Linked DNA regions of Homo sapiens: region 2 is linked to region 1. A link is a loop called in an ENCODE intact Hi-C map of the cell type or tissue named here. Cell type or tissue: ovary. All regions are shown on one strand. Each heading gives the region's core, and the rest is flanking DNA. Links, peaks and the distances in the headings are about the cores only.

The links. A loop is a pair of places that touch in the nucleus more often than their neighbours do. Peaks named below come from ENCODE experiments on the same cell type or tissue, not always from the same donor. Only the 100,000 strongest peaks of a DNase experiment are listed, where the experiment ranks them.
Region 2: a loop joins it to region 1, with 2.3 times the contacts of the local background. A loop is called at or near these places in 3 of 110 quality-filtered maps.

What each region holds. Positions count from the first base shown.
Region 1 is chr6:133,630,733-133,646,977 of GRCh38, forward strand. The region is part of intron 4 of TARID (TCF21 antisense RNA inducing promoter demethylation); the gene reads right to left. Among named protein-coding and RNA genes, the nearest start is that of EYA4-AS2, 180 kb to the left of the region's middle. In ovary, for the core only: no CTCF peak of the experiment used is centred there; a DNase peak (open chromatin) is centred at 7,364; H3K4me3 peaks cover 261 bases; H3K27ac peaks cover 1,441 bases.
Region 2 is chr6:133,575,917-133,592,161 of GRCh38, forward strand. All of the region lies in intron 4 of TARID (TCF21 antisense RNA inducing promoter demethylation), which reads right to left. Among named protein-coding and RNA genes, the nearest start is that of EYA4-AS2, 130 kb to the left of the region's middle. In ovary, for the core only: no CTCF peak of the experiment used is centred there; no DNase peak of the experiment used is centred there.

The sequences.
Region 1 (16,245 bases), core at 3,885-11,884:
ATATTTTTATCCTAGCCTTTTACTTTCATTCCAATTATCTTGGCTGATGTATTCATAAGTATCTTCCTCCAGAAAACTTATCTAGGCAATTTGGTACACATCATTTAAACTGAGGAATCCATTTCCTTGCTTATTCATTCATCCCTCAAGTAATTACCAAGTATCCACTATGTGTAAGGCACTAGGCTACATAATTTAGTGTGTCGGGGCTTCTTAATGACCTAATCCAATTATTATCCTGTGACAAAAACTAATCATAAAAACATAAAAACAAAAGCCTTTGCCCAAATTTGCCCAATTAAGTATTTTCATGTTGGTTAATCTTTGAGTCTTTCTCCTCTAAATTTGGGTTAGATTAATTCTATAAAAAAGGCTAAGCATATTTTTGAACTGCCCTTGTGGTTTCTTTCTACAGCAAACAGACACACAAACACACACACCTAAACTTTTCTAGATGTTCATATTACTGAAAATGAACTCATGCACCCACACAGATAGACCATTTTGACGTGTCCATATAACATTGGCCATAAACAATCACATATTTGCATAAAGTCTGGTGGTATAGTCTTTCCATTTTTATTCTTTTCAAAATATTGGAAGAAGTAGCAGTCAGACTTCCAGAGAAATTTCCCTTTGAGGGTTAAAATCATGTGCTCCCCAAATCCAGTCTGGAGCCCTCCTTCTCCACCAGGAAAGACCAGCTCAGAGCAAGGTTCTGAAATGGATCCATCAGATGATATTGACCACAAAGAAACAGCCATGAAGCCTGCAGTAGTCCCATGCCTGGAGTCATAACACAAATAATATCCTAGAAATGCTCCACCCTGCCTTGGACGGGGTCCTGGAGTGAGATTATTCTGCATTCCATGCTATAGAGGGCTGTGTTGCAGTCAAATTCCTGAGCATGACCACTGCCACAATGCAACTGTTTACTCCATCTCTAAATGTCACATCAACATGACCTTACAGAGGTATTTGTTTGTGTGACTCCTCATAGCAGGACCTTCTCTGTGGCTGGGACATTATGAGCTGTTAGTAAATATGAGAGTAATAGGAGAAGAAGGAAGAAAATTGAATGCCAAACAAACAAAAAGAATGGGGAAAAAGGAAGGAAAGAAGAAGAGATGAAAAAAGAAAAAATATGACAATAATAAAAGTAACATCTAAGGGCTTAATGTGTGTCAGGCAATAGTCTGAAATTCAAATGTTTACATGTTAATTCACTTAGTCCTCATAATTTCCTGGAAAATGTTACTATTATTATCTCCAGTTTCTAGATCAGGAAACTGGGCACAGAAAAATGAGAGAGCTTGCAAAGTTAAGGAGGAGCTGGGATTTGAACTCAGAAAGTCTCACTGCAGAACCTGAACTTATAAATGCTACACTCTTCTACCTCTAAATAAAAAACAATAACAGTGAAATTAAGTGGAAAAAGGCAAAGAATTGGAAGAATTCACTCAATAAACATTTCATTCAATAAATATTTATTAAGCAATTCAGAAAGATACAACTTCTGTAATCAAAGAGCTTGCAATTAAGTGGAAGAGAGAAAATGAAAGAAACAGAAAATGAAAGAATGCAACAGAGTAAAAGATTACAGGAGAACTTTATGCTGTACCAGGTCTCAGATTCATACTGGAGAAAGCAGCTATATCTGCCCAGGGGATGGTGTTGCGAGAGTTTCTACAGGAAGCAATATCTGGGCTGACTCAGAGAACCAACACTGGCAGCCGTAAAAACTGTGGGTTGGGAGAGGTGAGGCCTGAAAGGGGGACAATTAGGGTCTGCTGTAACACAGCATGTGAGAGCTGGTGAGGACCAGGCAGGAGCATTGACAGCTGGATTAAAGAGGGTGGGAAAAACTGAGATTAGATTAGGAGGAAGAATTGTCAAGAGCTCTTCATCAACATTAAAAAGGGATGTTGTGAGATGGTTCCCAGGTTTCTGACTTGGGCAACTTGATGATGCTGCCAATTTACCCAGAGAGGAAACAGAAGACAAAGAGAACTTTAAGGGTATTAGAAGAAGAAAGATGAGATAAAGATGATAAGCTATTGATTTTTGAGTTTGAAATCTCCATAAAGCTTCTAGGTTGAGATGTCTAGGAGCTGTATGGCAGAGTATACAAATCTGGCCAATATTAGTATATCACTTGCAATTAAATCCTTCAGAGTAGAAGGATCTAATTCTCTCTATTGAGAGAATATGGGTAATGAAAGAACAGTAAAGGATGGAACTCTAGAAAACAGTGCACAAAGGACAAAGAAGTTGAAGAGTAAGATAATCTATCACTCAAACCAAGGGGACTTCCACTTACAAAAAGATCAGTAATGATGTCAAATGCAACAGATGGCCACTTACAATACACAAGGCGAAGCATTCGTGGAATTTGCTGTCAGGTGATTATTGGCACCTAGAGCCTGGAGGGCAAGCTCTTGAAGAGAAGAGGATAACTTTCCCCATAAAAGAAAAAGAAAACAGAAGAACACACAAGATAAAGATGAATCTGTCAGTGTTTTAAATGGAGGGCAAAAGTTGAGGATAAACTATGAATTAGAGAGTGAACTTCATACTGAAATGTTAATGGAATCAATGACAGTGGTGAATATTTGAAATATCCACTGAGGGAAAAGGACAATTTAAAAGGTTGTCAGATGACAAAGAAGCCCACTTGGTACTGAGAAGGATCAATTTGCAGATGCACTGATCTGTGTCCTATCAGACTCCCTTCAGCAATCCCCCCTCGCAACAGGAGTTTGTGATTAGAGGGTGGGAACTTGGGTTTTAAGAATTAGTGGTGGAACATTATGAATGCTCAAAAGGAAAGGGAAAGAGTTAATGAGAAATGTCTATTTTCTGATTATCAATTGTTAAATTAAACATCTATTGAACACCTGTGTTGTGCTCTGTGGAGGGTGATTATTCAACTAATCATAAGCTTCACTGAACACCTACCATGTATGCTATACTATCTTAGGCACTGAACTTTCAAAGCTCTATGACACCTACCTTTAGGGTGCTTACAGTCTAATGGAAGAATCACATAAGAAAACCACAACATCAAAGCAATGTGGAAGGGGCTATGATAGAAGTAGGCCCAGGATGCTGGTGGATTGTAGAGAAGGGAAGTCTAAAACCAGATTGGGAAAGGAGGGAAAGAAGGAAGATTTTCTGATGAAGCCATGCCTGAGAGGTAATGACAACTAGGAGTTAGTCAGATTAGTGCTTGGGTGAGGCCTAAGAAGACACTTATGAAGCTGAGAAGACAAGGAGGGCTAGATCAAAATAAACTTTATAAACCATGTTAAGGAATTTGGATCTTATCCATTCATTATCCCTTTTTAAATCATATTACTCCTAACAGCAATTGTGAGCAAGTATTTATCCTCTGAAGATAGAGGAACATCACCTGAAATGGTTGTAGCTCATGTTAAAATTTCTGGAGCTTCCAGGTTTAAAAACAAATGTGAATTTTGTAACCTACTCTATATTATATCAATTTTAGTAGACTTTGAATTATTTACCTTCAAATAAATTAATCTTTAAGAAGATGCACCATGGTCCTCCTGGAGCTTCTTGTCTGTGAATGATGGCGGTAGGTGAAGAAGAAATCATTGAATTATTTTAAGTAGGAGTTGCATAATCAGATTTCTGTTTTAGAAAAATATCCCACCAACGTGTTGCTTGGTTTGGGAAATCAAGAGAAGGATGTGAGAAGTCGCTGGAAGGCTGCTGCAGCAACTCAGACAAGAGATAATGAGTTCCTCGGTCCTATCAACATGAGTAGAAAGAAAGACACTGAGTGAAGAATTATTAAGGCAATAAGAGTGTCAATGACTTATGGCTATGGGGAGTGAGTCAGAGAACCCAACACGACAACCAGGTTTCTGGTCTGAATGCTGTTCCCTAAGATAGCAAATGGGGGAGTAGAGTCAGGGCCTGAAGATTAGAAGCAATGGTAAGTTCTGTTTTGAACATTGCCTTTGAGAGCCTTGTGGGACATCCACGTGCTGATGACTGACATGCATTTGGGCACATATATTGGAATGGCCACATGTGGAAATTGAAGTCCTGTGGGGAGATAAGGCCATCCAGGGACAGGGCCTCAGAGTTTATAATGTAGTTGGAGAAATGACTCAGAAATCACAAAAACAACCAATAAGTGGGTCTGAACAATCTGTTCCAACTGGCTGTGGAGTGCTGATGGCACAGGGAGTTAGGGACTGACTGAATTGAGGTGGGTTAGTGAGGGAAGGAACACCACTGAGATCTATTACAGACCTCAGAGCCCATGGTCCACAGCATCATCCTGAACTGAGAGCCGCAGACACAGGCTGCACCTTCTTTGCTGTTTAACCTTGTCTAAGTTCATGTCACCAAACCATCTGCACCTGCCCAGAACAATGAAGATGCCTTATAGTCCTTGGGATGACCTATGTACAAGAACTTGTAAGGTGTGAAGACAATGCAATGAATAAGTGATCTCCGAGTGTGTGCTATGAGCATTGAGATGATGCCCATCTTCCTATTACTGGTTTGGCTCTGGCATGCTGTGGCAGCTGGAAGGTGTTTCCATAGCAGGTGGTGAGAATTCCTCTGCTTCTGGGTACTACATGACTGACTGTGCAATAGAGTTCCATGATACCTTCCAAACCTGAAGTTGCAGATTTGAGATAGTCTAAGAGGGAAAGGCAGCCTTGAGGACAGTTTTTGTCTGAGTATATTTTAGTTTCTAAAGCATTTCAGTACCTTCTGGGGCAATAAGATGCAAAATACAAAACTAGACTTGTTCTAATGTTGTGTTTATATAGGGCTTTCCCAAGTACTCCTAGACAGAGGAGAAGAGAAAGGGGGAAGATTGCAAAATGTGCTCCCTGCCCTCCATTCTCATTTCAACCTCTGGGCTTTGCATGTCAGAGCATGCGACCCTGAGGAACCAGTGTCTGAGCAAAGACAAGGTTATTACTGCCACATGAAAATGATGTAACCTGGACATCAGGCTCTGGGGAACAGAAGGCAAGTCAGATGGGTCAATAGATGGTGACAAAACACGGAGGTCAATAGGTTGAAGATCCTGATAAACTGGAGAGCTATGAGGTATGACTGAGATGAATTTCTGGTTTCTTTTACATCATGGGAGTTATATGGTTATTGTTTTATAGTTTTTTAATTTTAAAAGCGGGCATGAACTGAGGAGGAGAGTTGTGAATAGCGGACTATTTTTTAATTTATATGCCAGGCAAAATGTGAGAGGATAGGGAAATCTAAAACTTATAAGGAAATGTAAGCCATAGGCTCTTGTAGCTCTCATGGAAACTTTCTTTAAAATAGTTACTTTTTCACTTTGGAACATGTTGGAGGGTTGAGCTTTTTATAAGACTAGATTCAAAATGAAATACATTAAAAAAATAAAATGCCACCTAAATGTGTTTGTAGGTAGAGAAAAAATTATATAAAACCTTACACTTTCACATCTGGCCTGTCAGCCTTGTATATAACTTTTCATAGTCTTCATTTTTTATTCTACAAAAGGACGGTTATTTAAATTTTCTACATTGAATATGTCTCTCTTTTTGTAATCAGAAGAAAACAATGCAACCTCATTAAACAACAAGAAAACTATAATTGTTACCAAACTCTCAGTGTTTCTTAAGCAAGTCTCTATTCTTTTTTTTTTTTTTTTTTTTAAGACAGAGTCTTGCTGGAGTGCAGTGGCATGATCTCAGCTCACTGCAACCTCCAACTCCCTGGTTCAAGTGATTCTCCAGCCTCAGCCTCCCGAGTAGCTAGGATTACAGGTGAATGCCACCACCCCAGGATAATTTTTGTATTTTTAGTAGAGACGGGGTTTCACCATGTTGGCCAGGATGGTCTCTATCTCCTGACCTCGTGATCTGCCCGCCTCAGCCTCCCACAGTGCTGGGATTACAGGGGTGAGCCACCATGCCCAGCCCCAAGTCTCTATTCTTTATAACTGATATGAGAGCTAGACTCAAACTATCTCAGCAAATGGTATGTCTCCTGAATGGCCCAAAGCAGATTTGCTTTACATGGTTCACCTGTGAGTTCTCTGTAATTCTAGTTTCCAAAGAGTCTTAATCTTGGAACTTCTAAAGGATCAAGATTTATGTGGCCATAAGCGAAACAGTTCTGGAATGAATAAGATCTACAAGTTTAGAAATCCTCGGGCTATTCTCTAAACAAAGACGTGAGAAACTATTAATGTTTATACTAAAGATTCCCCAGTGTGGGTTTTTTTTTTTTTTTTTTTTTTTTTGCCATTGTAGGATATGAATGGTTACGTCCTCTGCAATCTCTATATAGTTGCCTTTATGCAGGGTGCCCCTACGTTGTAAGACATGGGTGTGGGAGAAACTAGAGGGGTGGCTTACCTACTTTAGTCATAAAAGGAGGCCACTGTCAAAACACACACACACACACACACACACACACACACACACACACACACACACACACCCCTTCTCAACCGTGGTTATAAAATAGCAGCTCTGAAGATCTGGAAGGAAGAAAGAAGTAAATCAGCTGACCTTTATAATATTTGGCTAGGCTGACTTATTCATTAGACACAATAAGCCCAGTGCCCAGGATCCACAATCTTTTTGGGAGTCAACGAAAAATATTTTATTTTCATTTAAAGTCAGAAGAAAAGAAAACCAAACTTTTAAGTTGAAAAAAAGGCTTTAATATGTAATATGAGTGTATTCATCTTTATACCAATGCAGTCATAAACCATAATTATCAGTATCTTTTATGAAGGAAGTTGCCCGTACAGGAAAAGGGGCTAGGGCTCCTGAAAGTTATAATGTGGCCTGATCACTATACACCATTCAGTTGGCTGCAGAGACCCTTTTGAAAATAGTATCTGAGCCAAGCCTCCCCATTCCAGAAGCAGGATGCTTGTGAAACTAGAATCTTATGTTTCATTACTAAAGAAGTCAGTTAACTTTCTTCAGAGGAAAATTATTCCATAGCAACCAAGCCATGTACGAAATACATTACTTGATCATGAAGTGAGACCAAACATGAAAAATTTTACATTGTTAAATTCAAATTTATTGTCTCTACAGGAAAAAATGATTAAGGATTCCATTTTTTTTAAATTAACTTGTTACAGAATTTGCTATTTTAACTAACTACCATGAAACTTTGATTTGGATAAAAACATTGAATTAGCTCATGATTCTCTGGGTCAGAAATCTGGCTTTCAGTGGGGCAGTTCTGCTGACCTCAACTGGGCTCACTGCAGTCAGTCGGCACCTTGGCTGTGGCAGGCGCTGTCATTCATAGGCTGGCAGTGGGCAGGCTGTCTGCCCATCAGGGTGCCTGAGTCCTCCCCCATGTAGCCTCTGCTTCAGGTTAGTCTGGGCTTCCTCACGCTGCGGTGGAAATGTTTCCAGTAGCAAGAGGGCAAACCTCTGCTTGTGTCACGTTTTCCATGTCTGTGGCCAAAGTAGGTCACATTGTCAAGATTAGATTCAAGGGATGGAGAAACAGATTTCAGCTCTTGATGGGCGTAGTTACAAAGTCACTTTGCAAAGAGCATGAATGCAGGGATGGGAAGAATCGGTGGCCATTTTTTTAACCATCTACCACACCTTTTCCTTCAAAATTCTCATATCAACACTTCTGCCAAGTAACCCCCCTTTTGAGTTTTTATTTCAGTTCAACTGTTTTACAGTTTAAGCTAAAGCTTAGCTTGGTTCCTGGGAAATAAAAATGGAGATGCAATTGAAACAAGTTCAGTATTTCCTTTAAAACCACATTTTATTTCATTTATTTTTTTCACTCAAAGAGGTTTATTAAGCTCCTCCAACCAGGCAACATAGCACAGTGCCTTGGGAACAAGATTCCTGGGTTTAAAACCCCAGTTCCACCATTTACAAGTTGCATGATCTTGGGCGAGTTTCTATTTTTCTTTATTTTGTTAACTTTTATTTTAGTTTTGGGGGTACATGTGCAGGTTTTGTATATAGATAAGCTCGTCACAGGGGTTTGTTGTAAAGATTATTTCATCACTCAGGTTCTAAGCCTTGTACCCAATCATTATCTTTTCTGGTCCTCTCCCTCCTTCCACCTTCCACCCTCAAGTAGGCCCCAGTGGCTGTTGTTCCCTTCTTTGTGTTCATGAGTTCTTATCATTTAGCTCCCTCTTATAAGTGAGAACATGCAGTGTTTGGTTTTCTGTTCCTGTGTTAGTTTTCTAAGGATAATGGATGGAACATGGATGGGACTCCAGCTCCATCCATGTTCTCTCAAAAGACATGATCTTGCTCTTTTTTATGGCTGCATAGTATTCCATCTTGTATATGTACCACATTTTCTTTATCCAATCTGTCATTGATGGGCATTTAGGTTGATTCTATTTACTATTCACAATAATCTTTGCTATTGTGAATAGTGCTGCAATGAACACTCACGTGCATGTGTCTTTGTGGTAGAATGACTTATATTCCTTTGGTTATATACCCAGCAATGGGATTGCTGAGTCCAAAGGTAGTTCTGTTTTTAGCTCTTTGAGCTATTGCCATACTGCTTTCCACAATGGTTGAACTAATTTACACTCCCACTGATATGGTTTAGCTCTGTGTCCCCACCCAAATCTCATGTAGAATTGTAATCCCCATGTGTTGAAGGAGGGGCCTGGTGGGAGGTGATGGAATCATGGAGGTGGACTTCCCTCTTGCTGTTCTTATGATGAAGTTCATGATGAAGTTCTTTTGAGATCTGGTTCTTTAAAGGTGTGTAGCACTTCCCCCTTCGCTTGCTGTCTCTCTTGGCACCATACGAAGATGTGCGTGCTTCCCCTTTGCTTTGTACCATGATTGTAAGTTTCCTGAGGCCTCCCCAACCATGCTTCCTGAACAGCTTGCAGAACTGTTAGTCAGTTATACCTCTTTTCTTCATAAATTATCCAGTCTCAGGTAGTTCTTCATAGTAAAGTAAGAACGGATTTATTAGTTTTTACTACTAAAATTTGAAATTTTATTTCTCTAATTCTTATCTCTGACTACAGTCTTGGGATTTTATTTTTTCCTCTCATTTTTGGAGTTAATGGTAACAGTGTAAAATGATCATGCTGGCTCAAGTTGAATGCATGTGCTTTTTTCAATTAAATTCCTTGTTTCAGGTTTATTCTTTTTAACTTCCATGATATTAATGACTTATTACATAAAATTATTTTTATAATTGTTTAAATCCATGGCTTTATATTATAAATGATGACCTGCTGTTTCAAGATCCTTAAAGGACAGTTTCCACCTTCATATTCCCAACCTGTTCCTTACCAAAGCATACTTGCTAGTTTTATATTTAAACAATATGTAGCCCTATGACAATGCCAAGATTTCAGCATGCTACATAGATAAAGGTCTTGGACTTTGTTATCACCTGGGTTATGAGTTTATTAATAATACAGTTACATAGAAGTTATACACTGAATATGAAAATAATGTCAAAACACAACTAAGTTAAGAACTATTTTATCAGGGAAGCATAGTGGCTTTCCACTGATATTTACATTTTAATGAGTTAGAAATGTTATGGCTTATAGTTTGGATAGAATATAGGTGAAATGAATAATGTCTACACTTGAAAGTGAGCTATTAAGTCAGTGGCTTTGTGATGTAGATGAAATAACAGCCTTATTTGTACTAATTTACAGACTCTTGAACTTTCTTTGCGAGGCATTCTAGCTAAAGAAAAGCGAAGTCGTTTCCTACTATCCTCTTTCATTCAACCCTTATCTAAAATGAAAACCACATTTTTTAGTTAGAACTGATAAACTGAAGAGTTGGTGATATTTATGGATTGATTGTTTTAAGAATTTAATCTCATTCATCCCTCTTTTCTCTCATGAGATACAATAAAGCCAAAATACATGGAATGATATGTGTTTACTTAGATTGAAAATACATACATAATTTATTTAAAAACCAATTAATATGAATCTTCTATTAAGACCAAACATATGCATATACATTTACACACACATTTTTAAAATGCATGCATATATGCTTCTCTGTGTGTGTGTGTGTGTGTGTGTGCGTGTGTGTGTATGTGTGTGTGTGTGTTGATATAAGATTCACAAGGAATCCTAAAAGACTTTTTCATCCCAGGTAGAAGATACAGAAAGTCTACTATTCATTAGGTTTCATTAACTGCACAGGAGTTAGTCAACAAATATTTGTGGAATAAATTGATGTATTAGTAATAAATGTTTTGTAGAATAGCTAAGGCTTAAGAGTGTAAGTCTTCATTATCTGACTTGTTCTGTTCTGAAAGCCTTTGCTTCTGCATGGATATTCTGCTTACTGAAGAGTGTCCTTGATAAAAGCCTAGGATTTACTACCTGTGAGTTACATCTCGAAAGGTTCTCATTTGACTGTACCTTTCGCACCCACTCTAGTTCCACCACATAATGTATAAATAACTCAGTGAGGGGAATTGTTTAGACAAATAAATGGTTTGGAAATACTAGCTGCACATGCGCTTTCCTTCAGAGTACATTAATGAAATTAACTCACACTTCAGCGTGCCTTCTAGGTCACCAATTTATGAGCATCGGAAACCACACTCCTGAAAGCCTAGTTGGATGAGGTTAGGTATGAATCAAGGAAAGGTTTCTTTTTTTTTTTGTAAGCAGCACAGTGGAAAAGAAAGCAGAGTTTTGTGGATGGCTTTTTATGTTTTTCACATACTTATTAAAATTTCCCTATGGACAGTTTGGTCATCCATCTACTGAAAATAGTAAATATAGGCTGCGGTGAACTGTGGTTGCACCACTGCACTCCAGCTTGGGTGACAGAGCCAGACCCTGTCTCGAAAAAATAAATAAATAAAAATGAAAAAAAATAGCCGGTCATGGTGGTGTATGTCTCTGTGGTCCCAGCTACTAGGGAGGCTGAAGTGGGAGGTTCACTGGAGTTAGGGAAGTCAAGGCTGCAGTAAGCCATGATTGTGCCACTGCACTCCAGCCTGGGCAACTGAGTGAGACCCTGTCTCCAAAAAATAAATAAATAAAGGAAAATACTAAATACATACAAATTACCATATTCGAATTGATTTTTTTTCTACCCCTAGGAAGGTAACAAATAGTGATAACTTCCTCAGTCTAGCTATTTGTAGATATAAATGTATATGTATTTATTTATAAATGTATATGACTCAAAGGCAGCAGAAAAATAAAGATAATTTTAGAAGATGCAAATTAATAAAGAATGTTAAACCATTAGAATTATCCAGCGAAATAATTTTTATAAAAGATAAATACCATAGTGCCCATCAGGTGAGTAGAGTTATGCTTTACCATTTTTGTTTTAGTGAATTTTAAATGTATCTTCAAATAGATCTCATAATAGATCTACTAGATGTTGAAATAGTGAATAATTCAATTAGAGTTATCATTTTGCATGCAAGTTTTCATAAAATCATCTGCCTTGGCATAATGTTTTCATGTCTGTAATAATCTTAATTTTAAATTTTTAGTGTAGAAGTATAATTTCACTTTCATTTCTTTTCCCTTTAATCGCATGTTTATTTCATGAAACATGTAATCTCCAGAGGAGTGATTCAGCAGACTGTGATATATTAATGTAAAAAGTGCAATAGTTTCACTGCTTTTGATGAAGAGAACTATGTAGAAATATGGAGAGAAGTGATATGGAACTAAAAATTCACATTCAGAATAATGTATGAACTTGAAAGAAACTAAATAAAATTTTAAAAAGGAGAGAGTTTGTATGTAGTGATTTAGGTCCTTGAAATAGTTTTAGTTTTTATATTGTTATCAGTAAGTTTTTTCTTTTAGTCTTCTTTGACCAAATGCCTAAAATATACGTATATTATAATTGAATGTTTGTTAATTTCCTAATTCATTTGATGTATGATTAATCACCACATTTAAATATGCTAAATGTAAACATGTGAAGAGACATTTTCTCAATAGAAAAGAATGAAATGAACTTTGTGTTTTGCTTAAAACGGTGTTTTTTTTTGTTTGTTTGTTTGTTTGTTTTTGAGACAGAGTCTCCCTCTGTCACCTAGGCTGGAGTGCAGTGGTGCAATCTCGACTCACTGCAACCTCCGCCTCCCGGGTACACGCCATTCTCCTGCCTCAGCCTCCCGAGTAGCTGGGACTACAGGCGCCCGCCACCACGCCTGGCTAATTTTTTTTGTATTTTTAGTAGAGACGGGGTTTCACCGTGTTAGCCAGGATGGACTCCATCTCCTGACCTCGTGATCCGCCTTGGCCTCCCAAAGTGCTGGGATTACAGGCGTGAGCCACCATGCCAGGCCAAAACAGTGTGTTTTAAAAAAATTTTTCAGTTCATTAAAACTTCAAACTCTAGTCCTAGTGATAATAAACATTTTGATGGCATGTATTTTCTCATTTGATATAACACATATTTTTACTCCAAAAAACAAATTTATTTAGATTTTTTGTTTCTGTATATAAAGAAGATTGTGGAATGTCAAAAAATAAATGTGAGCCCCAATTTAGCAAAATAAGTGAAATAATCCTCAGCCATGGCAGCAACTTAATAATTTGGAAAGACACTTTGTCCTTAATATGTAGCTTCTAAAGTGTGGATGTGATACCCATGATCACTGATGCCACTGGTGTCTGCTGTGTATATGCTGGATGCACTTTGCAAATGCTACCTCTAATCTTCATAGTACCTGCATTTTACACTTGCAGAAATTGAAACAATGATTAAGCATCTTACTCCAAGTAATCCAGTCTCCAAATACATGTATCCTAAGAACCATCAAAGATATTATTACAATCTTCACAGCTTTGCCAGTTTATCTTCTCAAAGCCTGCCAATAATACCTACCATGAACTTCCTCTGCAAAGATCTGCATTATTTGGTGAATATTATGGGTAGGAAAGCAGTAAGATGGGCATTAGGAGACATGTTCTAGGACTACTTTGCTACCAGTTAACTATGTGAACTTGGACAATTAGTTTCTCTCAGCCTCAGTTTTCTTCTTAAAAAATGTCAGGGTTAAGCTAAAGGTTTACCTAACTCTAAACATTTTCTTCTAGCTTAAATATTTCTTTGAATAGGGATTTCTTTCTATGGGAAAAAATAGGACTCTCAATGTCATGTTGAGGGAGCTCTTGCAAAGGAAAAAGTCCTTATTGAGAGGCAACTGTGCTTCGACTCTTTGCCATAGGAAATCCTCTTGTTTTTACTTGCTCCTTCTCCTTAAACATCATATTTATCACACATGAAAGTGTATTATTAACAACTTCCCTATTTAATATTAATGGACAAAAATCGGGTGCCGTAGAATACTGACCTTTGAGGAGTAGGAGTTATGTACATTTAAGTGATTTATCTTTAAAAAAATTATTTTAAGGCCAGGCACCATGGCTCAACCTGTAATCCTAGCGCTTTGGGAGGCCAGGTGGGGAGGATCACTTGAGCTTGAGCCCAGGAGTTCGAGACCAGCCTGGGTAACATGGAAAGACCCTGTCTCTACAAAAAATAAAAAATTAGCCAGGCATGGTTGTGCATGCCTATAGTCCTAGCTACTCAGAAGGCTGAGATGGGAGAATCACTTAAGCCTGGGAGTTTGAGGCTACAGTGAGCCATGATCACGCTACTGCACTCCAGCTTGGGTGACAGGGGAGATCTTATCTTTAAAAAATTAATTAATTAATTAATAATTTTAAGAAGCTCATAAGCCAGTATGAACGTATTTAAATTAGCTATTATCTTTATGATTTCTATTATTATGAGAACTAAAAATAGTAAAATAAAATGAAAGTTGTTTTTCACTTTTATTTGCCTTCCTGTGTTCTTATCTATATGATTATATTGTCTCCCCGCAGTCCAATTGATAAATCCTTAAAGGATTTTGAAACATTCTGCCTGTACAGGATCTTGACTCAGTGTCTAGCTAACATGCTGGTTTTCGGGAAAAAAAAAAAAAAAAAAAAAAAAAAAAAAAAGCCTAATGGGAAAATGTTGCATTACCCCCAACTCAGCCATGTTCTTCCGGCCCTAAGTTTGGAGCCCTTGACTTTAACCTAGCTGTGCCTTTTGTCTGATTAGGAGGGGCTATTTATTAGGAGTCACACAAAATAAACACGAAAAGTTTGCCATAAAATATGACAACCACTTTAAATAATGTTAACTTAATTAAACTTTAAACTTTATTTATATAGTTTATGGCTTTAGTGTGAGCTCTTCTCGGATGTTTACTTCAGTGGAAAATCCATCATGTGAGTGCCTTGAAAGGAATTAATCCCCTTACCCCTGGCACAGAGCTCAGCTCCAACAATTCAGATCTAAATATTTAGTGATGGATGATACATGTTTATGGAACAGAGGGCAGCATGACATTTAAATGTGAACTGCGGTTTCCATCATGAGCATATGGTTGAAAAGACACTGGAAGCTGAAGTTATGCCAACCAACGGAAGTTGATAAGTTTTTTTTTTTATGCTTGCCTTTTTTTTTTCTCCCTTTTGTCCATCCCATCTGTTTCTGAAGTCTCTTTAACAAAACTATTCTTACAGTCAACTTTCCAGAAAAGAAGTTCTGCTGACTCTCGTGCATTTGGTAGTGCATCCCATGGTTAAACTAATAGCCTTGCTGGGTGTCAGCCAAAGGTTACAGGCCTCTCAAAATATTCCTGGAAAAAAAAAGTTTATCACTAAACCGAAGTTTCTCATTAGTAACCCTGTGGTGTCTAATCTGTGAAATTACATGATTAACTCCTTTGCAGAGTCTGCTGCAGTTAGAGCTTGCAATCCCACAGGAAGTTATTAAAAGTATCACCAAGATAATTCTCTAGCTTTGTACTTGGCCCCTGGGGTAAAGGAAATAGATCATTAGATGAGTACTTTATAATAAAGTCATAGATCACTCACAATTATTAAATGACTGTCAAGGAAGATTATTATTTTAAAAGTTGAGGACAGTGTGATTTGAAAAACAAACAAAAACCATGAAAGAATTTCTTACTTCCTTTGTTTTGGAAAAGAAATGGGAAACATACTGTTTTCTCCCCCATGCTGTTTGAAGTTGATATTTTAATGTCTCTTTCACACACAGATATCTTACCTTGTGCTTTTTTTTTTTTTTTTGCCTAATGTTGTTTAATTGTTCCTTAAATGAAAGACATGTTTCTTATTGTAAGTAAATAAAAGATGCAGAAAAAAGTCAGAGAAAATAGAATGGAGAAATATTTCATGAATATGTGTAAATAGCGGAAGGAGCTTTTTCCTATAGAAGACATGTGGCCATGTGCGTGGTCAGTAACTCACTGGAGGTTCTTAGAGATTATTCTAGTTACTCATTTGATACAAAAAACAATCTTTATTAGCCAGGACACTCTGCCCTTGATAAGAGCAGAATACAAATATACCAATCTTACAAGGAAAAGCAATACCAGATAGCTCTCATTATTAGTCCAAATCTGCTACACAGTGCAGCTGTTCTTGGTAAATTCAGTAAGATATTGGCTTTCTGAGCTATACTCTGGATTCTGAATCTTACTCTGGTCCAGACAGAAATGTTCCATGTGTCTGCCTCTTGTTTTGCTTTCTAAAATATTTACTGTAACTTCTTTATTTTAAAAAAAATCCTAGTTAATCAAGTACATGATTTCTTTTGAAACCAATTCTTGACCAGGCTGGAGTTTTATAATAAAAGCCTTGTGGGTTATTGAACCAAACCATTCAGATGCCTGAGTTTGACTAATTACACTGGCACTTGGCACTGGCTCAATAGTGATGTTTAAAGATGCCGAGTGGACTCAGTAGAAAATGCCTGTCATGTGAAAAAATTCTTGCACACATAATGCCAAACGTTTTACAAATTCCTGACTGTCAGACCCACTAAAGGGGACAAAGCAGGACACTGGTAAAAGATTGATTTTTTTGTTGTTGTTTTCATTCCCTATGATTGTCTGAGTCTAACCAGAAAAAGAACATTATCCTACAATTTCATTAAAAGGAAGTAGATGACAGTTGAAAAAGAAATCCAGGTTTTCCATGCAACACTTGGACAGCAGTTTCTTTGAACAGTTATATAATCAGCTTCTGATATGTAGAATATTACTTCAAAACAAAAAAGTACACCAATCCAAAGCCTTAGTTTTACCCATCATTTCAGGTCAATAGAAGCATAAAATGCAGTGTAGAGATCAACAGACACTCTATTAAAGACTGATGCAGAGGGAAATTCTTGTATTATAGATGCCCTT
Region 2 (16,245 bases), core at 4,537-12,536, 54 kb before region 1:
CATTATAAGAAACACAATTATTACCAAATTGAATCCAGTAATATGTAATATCTAAAAGGACAAAGCATAATAACCAAATAGGGTTTATCCCTAGTGATACTGTTTGGCTCAGTGTCCCTACCCAAATCTCATCTCAAATTACAATCCACACATGCTGAGGGAGGGGTGTGGTGGGGGGTGATTGGCTAATGGGGGCGGTTTCCCCCATGCTATTCTTGTGATAGTGAGTGAATTCTCATGAGATCTGGTGGTTTAAAGGTGTGTGACAATTCCCCCGACCCCAGGCTGCCATGTAAGATGTGTCTTGCTTCCCCGTTGCCTTCTGCCATGATTGCAAGTTTCCTGAGGCCTCCCCAGCCACGTGGAACTATGAGTCAATGCAACCTTTTTTCTTTATAAATTACCCAGTCTCAGGTAATCCTTTATAGCAGTGTGAAAACAGGCTAATACACCTAGAATGTAAGACTGTTGTAATATTCTTCTAATACTTAAAAAAGCACAGACGCCTCCATGGTTGAAGCCTGGTGCTTGCAGGGATGTTGGGGACCAGGATGAGAGAACTCTCCTGATCTATTGGTTGAGGACCTTCATCCAGAAGTCTCTGCCTGAAAACCAAGAGGGGAGGAAACTGGAGTCTAGTTATGGGAACGCTGCTACCCTTCAGGGAAGATGTGAAATAAGATCCATTTTTGGAGTTATTTATTCTGATTTTTGAGAGTGTCAAATGTAGTTTTCAAATACATAATCTTTTGAATGTTATCAGCTTCTACTCTTCCAAGAAAGAGGTTGGTTTAGTTCATTATTTAGAGCAGTGCGATTATTCCGTACATCAACTTGTTTCTGGTTCCTTCCAGCAGGAATTTCTCCCATACCTTGACCTGTGCTCCACTTTCCCATGGACTACAAAGCCAACTGCTATTTGATAAGATGGAACCTTCCTCCCTGAGACATAGGCCCAGAAGAAAAATTTTAGTTAGCCAGTTAAATGACCATTCAGTGCTATAAACATCAGGAAAATGGAACCTTCTAAAGAATTGCTAAAGCTTTGTTGTTGCAATTCCAGCTTCTCTCTGCCTAAGCTGTTTTACCCCAGGATTCAGATCTATCTGGGTAGTTGGAAGCCTGAGGGACAGAGAACCCCTATGGGAAAAAAAATAACTCATTCTAAGGAAATGATAAAGTACAGTAAGACCATGGAAGTGGAAATATTTTTTTTTATTTTAGTCCCTAAGATGGTCCTTCTGTCTGGTCCCTGTGATCCAGTATTAGAATTTTTTAAAAAATCTAATTTTTTTAAAAAAATTTTAGTATTAGAAAATTAAAAAATTTTAGTATTAGAATTTAAAAAAAAATTCTAATACTGGATCACAGGAACCGGACAGAAGGACCATCTTAGGGACTAAAATAAAAAAAAGATTTCCACTTCCATGGTCTTACTGCACTTTATCATTTCCTTAGAATGAGTTTTTTTTCCCCATAGGGGTTCTCTGTATAGACTGGATTAAGAAAATGTGGCACATATACACCACAGAATACTATGCAGCCATAAAAAATGATGAGTTCATGTCCTTTGTAGGGACATGGATGAAGCTGGAAACCATTATTCTCAGCAAACTATTGCAAGGATAAAAAACCAAACACCGCATGTTCTCACTCATAGGTGGGAATTGAACAATGAGAGCACATGGACACAAGAAGGGGAACATCACACACCAGGGCCTGTTGTGGGGTGGGTGGAGGGGGGAGGGATAGCATTAGGAGATATACCTAATGTTAAATGAAGAGTTAATGGGTGCAACACACCAACATGGCACATGTATAGATATGTAACAAACCTGCACATTGTGCACATGTACCCTAAAACTTAAAGTATAATAAAAAAATTATAAAGAAACATATTCTTCATTTCATTTAAATTAGAATATCTACAAGAACTGGAGATCACCAAGAAGCTCTGCTTTGTAGGCTGCTTTGTAGTGCAGGGGTAGTGAAAAGGCTGTGTTGAAGCCAGGTGAAACACAGGTGGGCACTACCCCGAGAATGGATCTAGATCAACCAACACCAACAGGCAGAGAAAGAGAAAGCATCAGATTACTGCATGAGTGGCAGGCATCACTTGGCAGCCAGAGCTATAGAACAGAAACATGAGAGATGGCTGTAGAGCAAAAATAGAAATGTGATCATGGAGAAGCAACATTAAGAGGCAAGCATAGGAAGGATTCCAGGAAGATGGCAGAGTAGGAAGCACCAGGAATCTGTCTTCCTACTTAGACAACAATTGCACTGGCAGAATCTGATATAACTATTTGGGAACTCTGAACTCTACTGAAGGTTTACAACTTCCTGAAGAAGGCTTAGACAGTAAATTGTGATTAATTTCAGTCAATTTTGTTTCTTAGTATGAAGAGAGAATCTTGAAACCAGCAAGAGAGAAGCAACTTGTTACATACACAAGATTCACAATAAGATCATCAGCAAATTTTTCGTCAGATACTTTGAAGGCCAGTGTTATAAGAAAAAAAATCTGCCAACAAAAATTCTATATCTGGCAAAATTTTCATTCAATAGTAAAGGAGAAATTAAGACATTCTCAAATAAACAAAAACTTAAGGAGTTTATTCCCATTAGCTCGGCCCCCAGCAAATGCTCAAGGAAGTTATTCAGGGTTAAATGAAAGGACATTAAACTACCTCAATGCCAGGTGAAGAAATAAAGATCTTAATAAAGGTAAATACATGGGCAATTATAAAAGCTAATATTATTGCGACTTTAGCTTGGAGCTCCACCTTTTGTTTCCTAGGTGATTCAAGAGACTAATACATTTTTTTTAAAGTATTAGTCTAAAAGTTAGGGCCAGGCGTGGTGGTTCACACCTGTAATCCTAGCACTTTGGGAGGCTGAGGTGGGCAGAACATGAGGTCAGGAGATCGAGACCATCCTGGCTAACACGGTGAAACTCCGTCTGTACTAAAAATACAAAAAATTAGCCAGGAATGGTGGCACACACCTGTAGTCCCAACTACTTGGGAGGCTGAGGCAGGAGAATCGCTTGAACTTGGGAGGCAGAGTATGCAGTGAGCTGAGATTGTGCCACTGCACTCCAGCCTGGGCGACAGAGCAAGACTCCATCTCAAAAAAAAAAAAAAAAAAAAAAGTTAGTGTTACTGTAACTTTGATTTGTAATTCCACATTTTGTTTTCTACATAATTTAGGAGACTAATGTATTTAGAGGGATGATTGGCTTGTGTTTTGGAGCACATCATATATAAAGGCACAATTTTCTGATATCAGTAACCAAAAATGGTGGAGATGAAGCTGTAAAGGAATAGAATTTGTGTACATTATTAAATGACAGCTAATATGAATTCAAGTTAGACAGTTATAACTTTAGGATATTATATGTAATTCCTATGGTAATCACAAAAAAATCTACAGAATATATACAAAAGGAAATGAGAAGGGAATTAAAATATTTCACTTAAAAAAAACTAAACACAAAAGAAGACAGCAACATGGGAAATGGGGAACAAAAAAACTACAAGGCATATAGAAAACAAAGAGCAAAATGACAGAAGTCCCTCCTTATCAGTAATTACTTTAAATGTAAATGGATTAAGCACCCCAATCATAAAACAAAGATTGTCAGACTGGAAAAAATCACATGATCCAATTCTATGCTGTCTGCAAGAGACTCACTTTAGATACAAAGACACAAATAGCTTGAAAATGAAAGGATGGAAAAAGATATTCCACGTAAATAGTAACTTAAAGAGAGCAGGGGTGGCTATACTAATATCAGGAAAGATAGACTTTAAATAAAAATGGTTACAAGAGACAAAGAAAGACATTATAGATATTAACAAAAATGTCAATACAGCAAGAAGAAAAAACAGGAACATTTACATACCTAATGACAGACCTAATGGCATTAAATTATACCAAGCAAAGCATATCAGAATTGAAAGGAGAAATAGACAGTTCTACAGTAATAGTTGGAAACTTCAACACCCCACTTTTAATAATAAATAGAACAAACAGAAAATAAGTATCAAAATAGAGAACACAATAAGCCAACTAGATTTAGCAGATAGATACAGAATATTCTACCCCAAACAACAGCATACACATTCTTCTTAAGTGCACAAGGGACTTTTTCTAGGATAGAAAATATATTAGGCCACAAATTAAGTTGCAATCAATTTAATAAGACAGATATCATATAAAATAGCTGATCCCGATGCATTAAATTTAGAAATCAATAACAGAAGTAAAACTGGAAACTTCACAATTTTGTGGAAATTAATCAACACTTTTTTTTTTTTTTTTTTTTTTTTGAGATGGAGTCTTGCTCTTATTGCCCAGGCTGGAGTGCAGTGGTGCGATCTTGGCTCACTGCAACCTCCGGCTTCTGGGTTCAAGCAATTCTCCTGCCTCAGCCTCTGGAGTAGCTAGGATTACACATGCCCGGCACCAAGCCCGGCTGACTTTTTTTGTATTTTTAGTAGAGGCAGGGTTTCACCATGTTGGCCAGGCTGGTCTCAAGCTCCTCACCTCAGGTGATCTGCCTGCCACTGCCTCCCAAAGTGCTGGGATTACAGGCGTGAGCCACTGCGCCCAGCCACAAGACATTTTTTAACAATGAAAGTCTCAAAGGAGAAATCATGAGGGAAATTAGGAATACTCAGAGATAAATAAGAGCAAAACACAACTTGCCAAAACTTATGCAGTGGAGTGAAAACAGTGCTAATGGATAAATTTAAACACATTAAAAAACAAAAAGATCTCAAATCAATGACCTAACTTTACAACTGAAAGAACAAGAAAAAGAACAAATTAAACTCAAAGCTAGCAGAAGGAAGGGAATAATAAAGATTAGAGCAAAGACCAAAAAGATAATAGAAAAACAATACAGGAAATTAATAAACCCAAAAGTTAGTTCTTTGAAAAGATCAACAAAATTGACAAACCTTTAGCTAGATTGACTAAGAACAAAAGACAAGAAGTAAATTACTAAAATCACAAATGAAAATAGGAATATTACTATCAATTCTACAGAAATGAAAAAAGATTATAAGAGAGTAGGTATTAGGATCAATTGTATTCCAACAAATTGGATAATCGAGATGAAATAGACAAATATCAAGAAATACAAAATTTACCAAGACTAAATAATGAAGAAATCGAAAATACAAATAGTACTACAACTAGTAAGGAGATTGGTCAGCAAGCAAAATTCTCCTGGCATAGAACAGTCAGCCTGGACCTAATGACTTCACTGGTTAATTCTATCAAACATTTAAAGAACTAAAACCAATCCTTCTCAAACTTTTCAAAAAAGTTGAAGAGAAAAAAACACTTCCTACTCATCAGGAACTAATTTTGAGGCCAGCATTACCCTAATATCAATGCCAGACAAGATTGCTATAAGGAAAGAAAACTACAGACTAATATCCCTATGAACATTGATGTAAAAATCCTCAACAAAATACTAGCAAATTAAATTCAATGACATATTTAAAGCATTATACACTATGACCAAGTGAGATTTATTCCCAAAATGCAAGGATGGTTCTAAATACAAAAACTAATCAATGTAGTAATATACCACATTAACAGAATGAAGGGGGAAAAACTTTTATGATAATCTCACTTGAGGCAGAAAAAGCCTCTGACAAAATCCAACACTCTTTTATGATAAAAAAAAAAAACTAAACAAACAAGAAATAGAAGAAAACAACTTCAACATAATAAAGGTCATGTATAAAAAAAAAACACAGAAAACATCATACCCAGTGATGAAAAACTGAAAGGTTTTCCTCTAAGATCAGAAATAAGACAGAGATGTTCACTTTTGTCACTTCTACTCAACATAGTACTGGAAGTCCCAGCCAGAGCAATTAGGCAAGAAAAAGAAATAAAACACATCCAGGTGGAAAAGGAAGCAGTAAACATTTGAATTAGTTGTGTTTGTAGATAATATCCTATATGTAGAAAACTAAATATTCTACAAAAAACCCTGTTAGAGCTAATAAATGAATTCAGCAAAGCATCAAGAAACAAAGTCAATTCAAATAATTAGTTGCATTTCTGTACACTAAAAATGAACAATTTGAAAATGAAATTACTAAAATTTGTGTACAATACCATCAAAAAGAATAAAATACTTAGGAATTAACTTTACCAAGGAGGTGAAAGATTTGTACAATGAAAATACAAAACATTGCTGAAAGAAATTAAAGAAGACATTAATAAGTGGTACTACATCTTACATTCATGGACTGGAAGGCTTAATATTGTTGTCAATATTACACAAAAAGATCTACAGATTCAAGGCAGTCCTTATCAAAATCCCAAGTATTTTTTTTCAGAAATAAAAACCCATCCTAAAATTCATGCGTAATGTCCAGGGACCCCAAATATCAAAACAATATTTAAAAAGAGGAACAAAGCTAGAAGACTTACATTTTCTGATTTCAAAATGTGCTGCAAAGCAACAGTAATCAAAATAGTGTGGAACAGGCATAAAGACATACATAGAGATAAGTGAAATAGAATAGAGAACTCAGAAATAACCCTCACATACATAATTAAATGATTTTTGACAAGTATGCTAAGACTAATCAGTGAGGAAAAGAGTATTTTTAACAAATGGTGCTGGGAAAAACTGGATAACTGCATGCAAAAGAGTGGTGGTGGACCCTTACCTAACAACATATACAAAAACAAGCACAAAATGGATCAAAGATCTACATGTAAGAACCAAAACTATGGCAATCTTAGAAAGAAACACAGGGCAGAAGCCTTACAATATTGAGTTTGACAATGATTTCTTGGATATGAACCAAAGCCATAGGCAACAACAACAAAAATAGACAAATTGAACCTCATAAAAACTGAAAAACGTGTATCAAAAGACAATATCAACAGTTAAAAGGCAACATACAGAATGAGAGAAAATATTGCAAATCATGCTTCTGATAAGAGATTATCATCCAGAATAATATAGAGAACTCCTCCAACTCAACAACAGAGAAACAAACAATCCAATTCGAAAATGGGAAAGAACTTGATTAGACATTTATCCAAAGAAGATATACAAATAAACAATAAGCACATAAAAAGATGTTCAACATCACTAATCATTAGGAAAATGCAAATCAAGACTACAATGAGATACCACCTAATACCCATTAGGATGCTATAATCAAAAAGATTCAGAAAATAAGTATTGGTGAGGATGGGAAGAAATCTGAACTCTTGTGCACCGTCAATGAAAATCTAAAATGGAACCATTGCTGTAGGACGCATTATGACAATTCCCCCCAAAATTAAAAATGGAATTACCATATGATCCAGCAATTCCACATCTGGGTATATACACAAAAGAATTGAAAGCAGGGTCTTGATATTTGTACGTCCATGCTCATAGCAACATTATTCACAATAGCTAAAACATGGAAGCAATCCAAGTGTCAACCCACAGATTAATGGATAAGCAAAATGTGGTATATACACAATGGAATATTATTCAGCCTTAAAAAAGAAGGAGCCCTGAGGAAATGATGCTGCATGAAATAAACCAGTTGCAAAAAGATAAATACTTTATGTTTCCACTTATATGAGATACTTAAAGTAGTAAAAATCATAAAGACAAGAAGTAGAATGGTGATTTCCAGGGCATGGGAGGAGAGGGGAGGGGTTCTTATTTAATGGGTATAGAGCTTTAGTTTTACAAAATGAAAAGAGTTGTGGAGATGCATAATGGTATTGATTGCACACTGTTATGATTGTTTTAACACCATTGAACTGTACACTTAAAAATGGCAAAGATGGTAGATCTTATGTGTATTTTTCCACAATAGAAAGTATTGCAGGGGAGTTGAACAGAGGAAAGACATGCACAGGAATGAGATTCCAGAGGAATTTCAGGTGGGCTGGAGCTCTTGGAACTCTAGTTGGAAGAGTTTGGGAAAAATTATTATTTTTATTTTTATTGTCTGGAACCAGAGCTTGTAAGTCAGTGAGCAGGGTTTATATTTGTATTCGCAACAGTGCCTAGCCCACTCTTGCTCCTGATGGCAAGTCAGTAGCTATTTACTGATTAATGATATATTTTCTTGATTTATTTTCTTAGGTAGTCTTTCTCTGCAAACTAGGAGAGAGGATTATGATTCTGGCATTATGGAGAAACTACAAGGATGTGCTATAAACCACTGGACTTCTAGTCTGGGAAAGAAAATAGCAATTAAATGAGAGGGGCTATTTGGAAACAATAACTATTTAAATTATTTCGGCTAAGTATCAGCTGGGTTAATGCCAAATGGTTTGTAGTTCTAGTTATCATAGATAGAACAATTAGCTGAACTCCAGCATGAGAAGAAATGAGGTTGTTTTGAAAAAAAAAAACATGAAAAACTAAACAACTTGTAGCTAAAATACACGCAAAACATGCTGTTTTTGCTATACACGTGGTTTTGCTGACAATTTTTGTTTTGTTTTTTAAATTCCTATTTATATAATAAACATTGGTGTTTATTTTGAATGGTATGGATAACATGGTAAGCATTCATTTGGTAGTCAGGTTGTGTAGTTGAATAACATCTCAATAAAATTCAAATGCCAAGTTTAGCATTTTCCATAGACAGTTACATTTGTAGTTGTGACATACTTTTTTATGAATATATGAATACGAAAACTGTAAGGTTTCAGGTGGATAGCCAAATCCAACTGCATTGTGGGCATTATGGATCTCTGACAGGTGATTTTTTTCTCCCTGTGACACTTCCAAAAATTTCTTAATCACTAGGTGTGAATTTCATGTATTTCCCCATAGGACTTTCTCAATAGTAGGATTAAATCCTCAGAACACAAAAAGCCAGAAGAAAAGCTGCAGAATGAGAATGCCAAAAATCAAATGGAAAAAATAGTGATAAGGAAAATATTAAGAATTCCACTTTAAAAGCAAAACAATGATTCCATTTAATCGAATATAACTTTCAAGTCATTATCTCTTCCCTGAACGATTGCAATAGTCTTTTTACTGGTCTTTCTGCTTCCAGTTTCCACTCACTCCAATCTCTCATACACTACTCACAAATTATCTTTCTGAAGTTCAACTCTGATCCTGTCATTCCTCAGCTCATAAACCTTCAATGACTCTTCATTCTCTGAACCATGAAGTACACACTTGAACCTGGCATTCAAACCCCAAACTTGCTGTCCAACTCTTTTATTTTATGACTCTTATAGTCCAATTCCCTTTATGGCCTTTATAGTTCAATCAACTGGACTAACTCCTGTTTTATGTGTGTAACCTGGATATTCTTACCTCCAAGTATTTGATCCCCTGGTTTCTAATAGTGGAAGTTTCTGTATATATAAGTCCTACTCAATTTTACAAGCTGAGTTCGCATACCACCTGTTATGGACTGAATTATTTCTCCCCAAATTTTATATGTTGAAGATCTAACCCTCCGTGTGACTGTATTTGGAGGTAGGAACCTTTAGAGAGTGAATTAAGGTAATTAAAATTAAATGGGGTCATAAGGGTGGGGCCCTAATCCAACAGGACAGATGTGCTTATATGAAGAGGAAGAGACACCAGAAATCTTTCTGCATGTGCACAGAGGAAAGGCCATATAAGGACACACCCTTCAAAGAAGGTCACCGTCTACAAGACAAGAAGAGAGGCCTCACTGGAAAGCAACCCTGAATGCTCCTTGACCTTTGATTTCCAATCTCTAACACTGTGAGAAAATACAATTCTGTTGTTTAAGCTGCTCAGTCTGTGGTATTTTGTTGTGGCAGCTGAGCAAACTAATACACCATCTCCTCTGCAATTCCTCCCTGATCATCACGATTTCCCCTTCCTCCCTTCTCCTGGTATTTGATTTGTATCTATAAATTAGCACTTATCACTTCCCAGGATTAATTATAGTAATTTAGTGTAGCATTTAATATTCGTTTTGGTCCAAATAAGACAAGACTTCATTGTTATTTAATGTAAACGCAATTGGGATCTCTCAGTTTAGGAATTTAGGTATTTAGATTCCTTGCTCAAAATGATCCAGTCTTAGATTCTATTTTTTGGTGTTTGCCCAACCTAGCACTTTCATCCTGAAAATCACCTAATTGTTCAAGCTGGCTGATAAAGCTCAAATCATACATATTCCAGTAAACAGGAGAAAGGAAGTCAGAAGGAAAGGAATAAAAAGGCCCTCTTCTCAAACGAATTAGCTCCCCTTCGAAAGCCTTCTAAAAATCCCAAACAATACTTCTGCTTACATTTCATTAATGGGAATCTAATAATATGTAACACCTAATTGCCAGGGGTGTGCAGCCATTTAGCTGGATGTTTAAAAGAGACATTTATTAGTAAATAGCAGTCTCTGCCATATTTACATTATTTGTATTACTTTTAGAAGCCTGTAAGTTCCTTATGAGCATGTTAATTATATTTATGCATCTTGAAAAGTATATATCACTAAGTAGAGCCTACTCATCTCCTGCTACCTGCTCAGATTTATGGATATCCTAAGTCTTTTGATAGTAACACTGTCATTAAGCTATAAATGTTGTATTTTATGTTGAATTTTCTCAAGATGGGGATTTCCACTCATTGCTTACTAAGGTAAGAAAGCCTATTTGTCTAAACCTTTCCACAGGCAGCAAATTATTAGTATGGTAGTATCTCCTTCTTTTTTTTTTTTTTTTTAACTTCACAAAGGATCGTAAGAGCAGATCTTTATTTTTTTAAACAAAGAAAATAGCTTGGGTATATTTCCAGGAGAGAAAATCCTTTTCTATTGTAAATTTGTTGACTTTAGCACCATCAGATGATCAGGCCTCCATTTCCTCCCAGGGACACTGGCGAAGAGGAATGGGCAAGATGCTTTTTTTTTTAATATATAAATTGCTTAAAAGCCCATCCTCTTCTTTGGGATGATGCTAAGTGCAAACTACTTGCCCTGCTCCTTAGATTGTTGTCTATCAACTCTTCTACTTTTTCTTCACTTTGCTCTCTTATACTCCAAACCAGCATTAGAAATCATAAACCAAGGTGAAGGGTATATGAGATTGACATTGGTGATGGGGTGGAGTTATGGGAGGGGTTAATTCCCACTCTACCAATCCTTGCTTCGATGTCCCAGTTTGTGGAGGTACAGGGTACATACAACCGCATCCGGCAGAGGCACAATTCGGAAATGGAACTAGCTACCTCCTTGTCTTCAGTTTTAGAGTTGAACTGAGCCAATGGAAGGTTGATTTAATGGTTGTCCTAATGGACAGATGTTAAGGCTCCCTTTAGACTCTTCTGGTCCTTAATTCTACTCACAAGGGTCTAAGTCTCTGTCGGACTTTTCTCTGCCAAAGACATCCTGAAACACAACACAATCTCTCTGGCATGGCTCTGAACTCCACCTTTCTCCTGTGAGTACAATAAACACAGAAGTATTCATGCCCTTGCAAGGGATCTTTGTCAGGTCTAACAGAAACACCTAGAGAAATAGAGGCATATCGGTTTGTTTATACTAACTCCTCCCTTCTCCAACGTATCCAATCAGGTTTATAGCAAATAACAGATGTTGTTAATAATCTAGTAAGAACCACTATTATGCCCATTTTCCCAGGAGTGCAACTGAAGGATTTTCTGTAAATATACTAACAAGTGACAAATTGTTCACGTCTATTTTCATGAAATGTTTTGACTGCTGAAGTTGTTCTATAGCAGTTCATTAAAGGACCCATAAAATATGTAAGTTTACATTTTATAAAAAGATCATCAGGAATTTCTTGGCTGATAGTATTTCTTGTATTAAGCATCTGTTTTCTATTTTCTAAAGGCTTGCAGCAGTGGTTGTCCAATTGTATATCAAAAATAGTTGATTTAAGTTGGATGAAAACATTGTAACTTCTTATTAAAGATTAGTAACCCACCAATGAAGCTTCCTTAGAAGGCAACCAGCAATGTGTATGTAGCACATCTGGTTTCAAAATATTAAAAAATGATAAACACCCACCGATACAATCCATCTGTTCTATCTGCATAATTGTCTTATTTTTAAAACTAGGACATGCACTGAGCTTAACATTACACAAAGATGAAGAATTTTGCTCCTCCATGTCTAGGCAGTAATAAATGATTGAGGTCAGCTTTGGAGGAATGTCATGTTTATGACTACATATGTAGGCATTCTGGAAAACTAGCTAAAACCTTATTACAACATAAAAAAGCCTGTCCTTCCCTTAAAATTGTAGGAAAAATCAAAGGGGATAGAATATTAAAAATCACTGACTAATATTTTTAATCGAAGAGAGTCAAGAGTTCAATGAAGACTATTAGTTTAACACTATTAATATCAGCTACCATTTATTAAACAGTGTTTAATTTGTGCCAGACACTATGTCAAGCACTTTACATGCATTGTCTCCTTTAGTCCTCATAACAACCTCTTCGAATCCCATTTTAGAAAAGAAAACTGAAGCTCAGACAGTTAGGTGGTTTATCCAAGGCTACATGGCTAGGGCATGGTGAAGCCATGATTTCCATTTGGGCGGCATGGCTTCAGTGCCCATTCTTTTATGCTCTTGGTGATACAACACAAAATATCTTTTAAAACAATTTAAGTTTCCTTAGAGTTAATAGTTTTTTTCTAAAAGCTATTCTCTTAAATATTAAGAACTTCTTCTCTCCAACCTGCATCTCATCCATAAATTCATTATAACATGAACAATGATAATGATAATAATTAACATTTGTTAGTGTTACTGTGTTTCAGATATTTTTCTTTTTCTTTTTCTTTTTTTTTTTTTTTTTGAGACGGAGTCTCGCTCTGTCGCCCAGGCTGGAGTGTAGTGGCGCGATCTCTGCTCACTGCAAGCTCCACCTCCCAGGTTCACGCTATTCTCCTGCCTCAGCCTCCTGAGCAGCTGGGACTACAGGCGCCCGCCACCACGCCCGGCTAATTTTTTGTATTTTTAGTAGAGACGGGGTTTCACCGTGTTAGCCAGGATGGTCTCGATCTCCTGACCTCGTGATCTACCCGCCTCGGCCTCCCAAAGTGCTGGGATTACAGGCGTGAGCCACTGTGCCTGGCCTTCAGATACTTTTCTAATCTCTTTACAAATTAATTCAATCCTCATAACCCTACAAGATATGTACATTTGTTTCACCTCTTCTTGACCCTTTTCAAATAAGAAAAATGAGGCATAAGAGTTAAATAACTAGCTCAGATCATATAACTAGGACGTGAAGTTCCTAAGATTTGAACTCGGGAACTCTGGCTCCAAATCTATACACGAAATCATTATACATGTACCACCCATATTCCAGGAGCCATGCTAAGTGGTAGGTATTCATTGTTGAATAAAATGAATTCAACACTGTTGAATTTTATTCAACAATGAATAAAACATGGTTGGCTGGGAGCAGTGGCTCAGGTCTGTAATCCCAGCATTTTAGGAGGCCAAGGTGGGCGGAACACCTGAGGTCAGGAGTTTGAGACCAGCCTGGCCAACATAGCAAAACCCTTTCTCTACAAAAACTACAAAAAATTAGCCGGCCGTGGTGGCTTCTGCCTGTAGTCCCAGCTACTTGGGAGGCTGAGGCAAGAGAATTGCTTGAACTCAGGAGGCAGAGGTTGCAGTGAGCTGAGATCACGCCACTGCACTCCAGCCTGGGTGACAGAAAGAGACTCTGTCGTAAAAAAAAAAAAAAAAAATACAAACTATGGTCAGCTTATTTCAGTTAGCATAATGTTTTTAAGCTTCATTCATGTTGTAGCACATATCAAAACTTCAGTCTTTTTTATGGATGAATAATATTGCATTGAATAGATATATCACATTTTGTTTATCTATTTATCTGTTGAACACTTGGGTTGTTTTCACCTTTTGGCTATTGTGAAAAAATGCTGCTACAAACATTGGTTTACAAATAATCTGTGTGAGTCCCTCTTTTCAAGTCATACATATATATAAATATACACACACACACACACATACCTAGGAGAAATAAAATAATGTAACAGTAAAAAGAAAAAATTATCCATACCTTTGGGGGAATCACATTTTAGTACAAGACGACAGAAGTTTAAACCAGAGATTAAAATAATATGATATTGCTATATTGGTAGTTAATGTAGGGTGCTAGGAGAACTAAAAAATGATGAGTCTGGGGCACAGAAATTCAGAAAAGACTTCACAGATGACATTTGAGCAAATTGTTAAAGGATGAGCAGGTATTCTCAAAGACGAAGGTGGCGGCTAATAGGATTGAGAGTAAAGAAAGGGCAGGAGGGTGGAGAAAATATTTCCAACCAAGGAATTCTCGTAAACAAAGGCTCAAAAATGTGCCGGAACCCAGCTGTGATGGTTAATTTTATCTGTCAAGTTTCTGGGCCACAGGTTTCCCAGATATGTGGTCAAACATTAATCTAGGTGTATTTGTGAGAGTATTTTCAGATCACGTCAGCATTTGATTGATGGATTGCCCTCTAGGGAGGGTAAAGCAGTTGCCCTCCCTAATGTGGGTGGCCATCTAATCAGCTGAAGGCCTGAACAGAACAAAAAGGCTGATCCTCTGCAGGAGGAAACTCCTTTTCCTCGATCTGGGACATTGGTCTTTTCCTGCCTTCAGACTCGAATTGGGACATTGGCTCTTAGGTCTTGAGCCTGCTGGCCTTTAGATTGGCACTTACACCATTGGCTCTCCTGGGTTTCCAGCTTGCTAACTAGAGAACTTGGGACTTCTCAATCTCCGTAATCACGCCAGTACCTTATAATAAATTCCTCTCTCTTTCTTCCTTTCTGTCTCTCAAATATGTTTGTACCCTGTTGGTTCTGTTTACCTGGAGAAACCTGACTCATACTGACAATTATAGTTTGGCGTGGCTATATGTAAAGTCTGTGAGTGGAGGCAATGGGGTATGCTTCTTCATAGTTTCTAGAATTAGAAACTTTACACTCACTTTGGACAATTCTCTCTTCTTTACCTATTATATTTGCAGATTCTGCTGACTCATCTTCAGAATGACATCGTAGTTGTTCACTTGTTATTGTAGCACCCAATGTCTTTGGCATTCGACTATACCTTAGCTTTCAGCTCTCTCTTCATGCCCATACTTGATCCCTAGCTATTACTGGCATGTTTCATCACATGCACTTCCCTCCCTTGGTTAACTGTTCACGCTGCTTCCTCTTCCAGTGTTGCCCTTTCCCCATCTGTCTGACTACACTAAACTCATGCTTAAAGGTTTATGAAACAATGCTACCTCATAAGGGTGGAGAGTTCTATTGCTCCTCTGTTCATGATTGTATTCCAATGTCTAGGATAGTGACTGCAACATGAGAGAGAAAGAGAGAGAGAGAGAGAGTGGGGAGAGGGGGTGTTGAATGGTAATAAGCTGACAGCATTCAGAACCTGGGATAAATTGTCAGAGCATTTCTGTTCCACCCATACCCCCTTCATAGTTTGGTTACATGAGCTCAAATTCATTTGGGTTTATGTCACTTGCCACTGAAAAAGCTCTGGCTAATCCACTATCTATAGAGGTTTAGCCATTAAAAGTATGGAAAGAGATGTGTTACAAAAAAATTAGTCACAAGAATGAGACTCCAGCATTCTCTATTGCCTCATGCTCTTCCAATCCTTTAGGATGTGTAAACACTAAAATTCTACTGTAATCGGAGGACCACTTTGAGCATTGGAGAATATCTTATCTCTGGGTGCATTTTTAAAAAAGGATGTTCACTAAAAGCTAAAAGAAGCACTTTATAGTCAATTTATGAACCAACTGCTCTTTTAAGATAGCAGACTGTCATTTCATTTGAAATGGAGGCTATGCATTGGCTCATGTTTGATTGTGATGTCTTACATTTATCGTAAAACAAGTCTCATCATCACATTGCTTATTTATTCCATTATGTTTGATTCCTTTGTATAGTAAGAAGAGATAATCATCTCATCACTTAGGACTTCCATAATTGTTTTGTTTTGCATAACAAACTATTTTAATATTTAAAAAGAAATATTATGGCTAAATATTCTTTTGGTTTGCATAAAAAGAAAATCAGACCCCTTTTCAGATATAATACATGTGAATAGAAGTTAGGATTATTATAGCTCTGAACTCCTGTTTTTATATCCTTATTGCTTTATGAGTGAATTGATGAAATAGCATTCTCTTCTAACCAGTGAAAATCTCTAATTCAGAATATGTTTTCAAATCTTTGTAATAAAGAGAA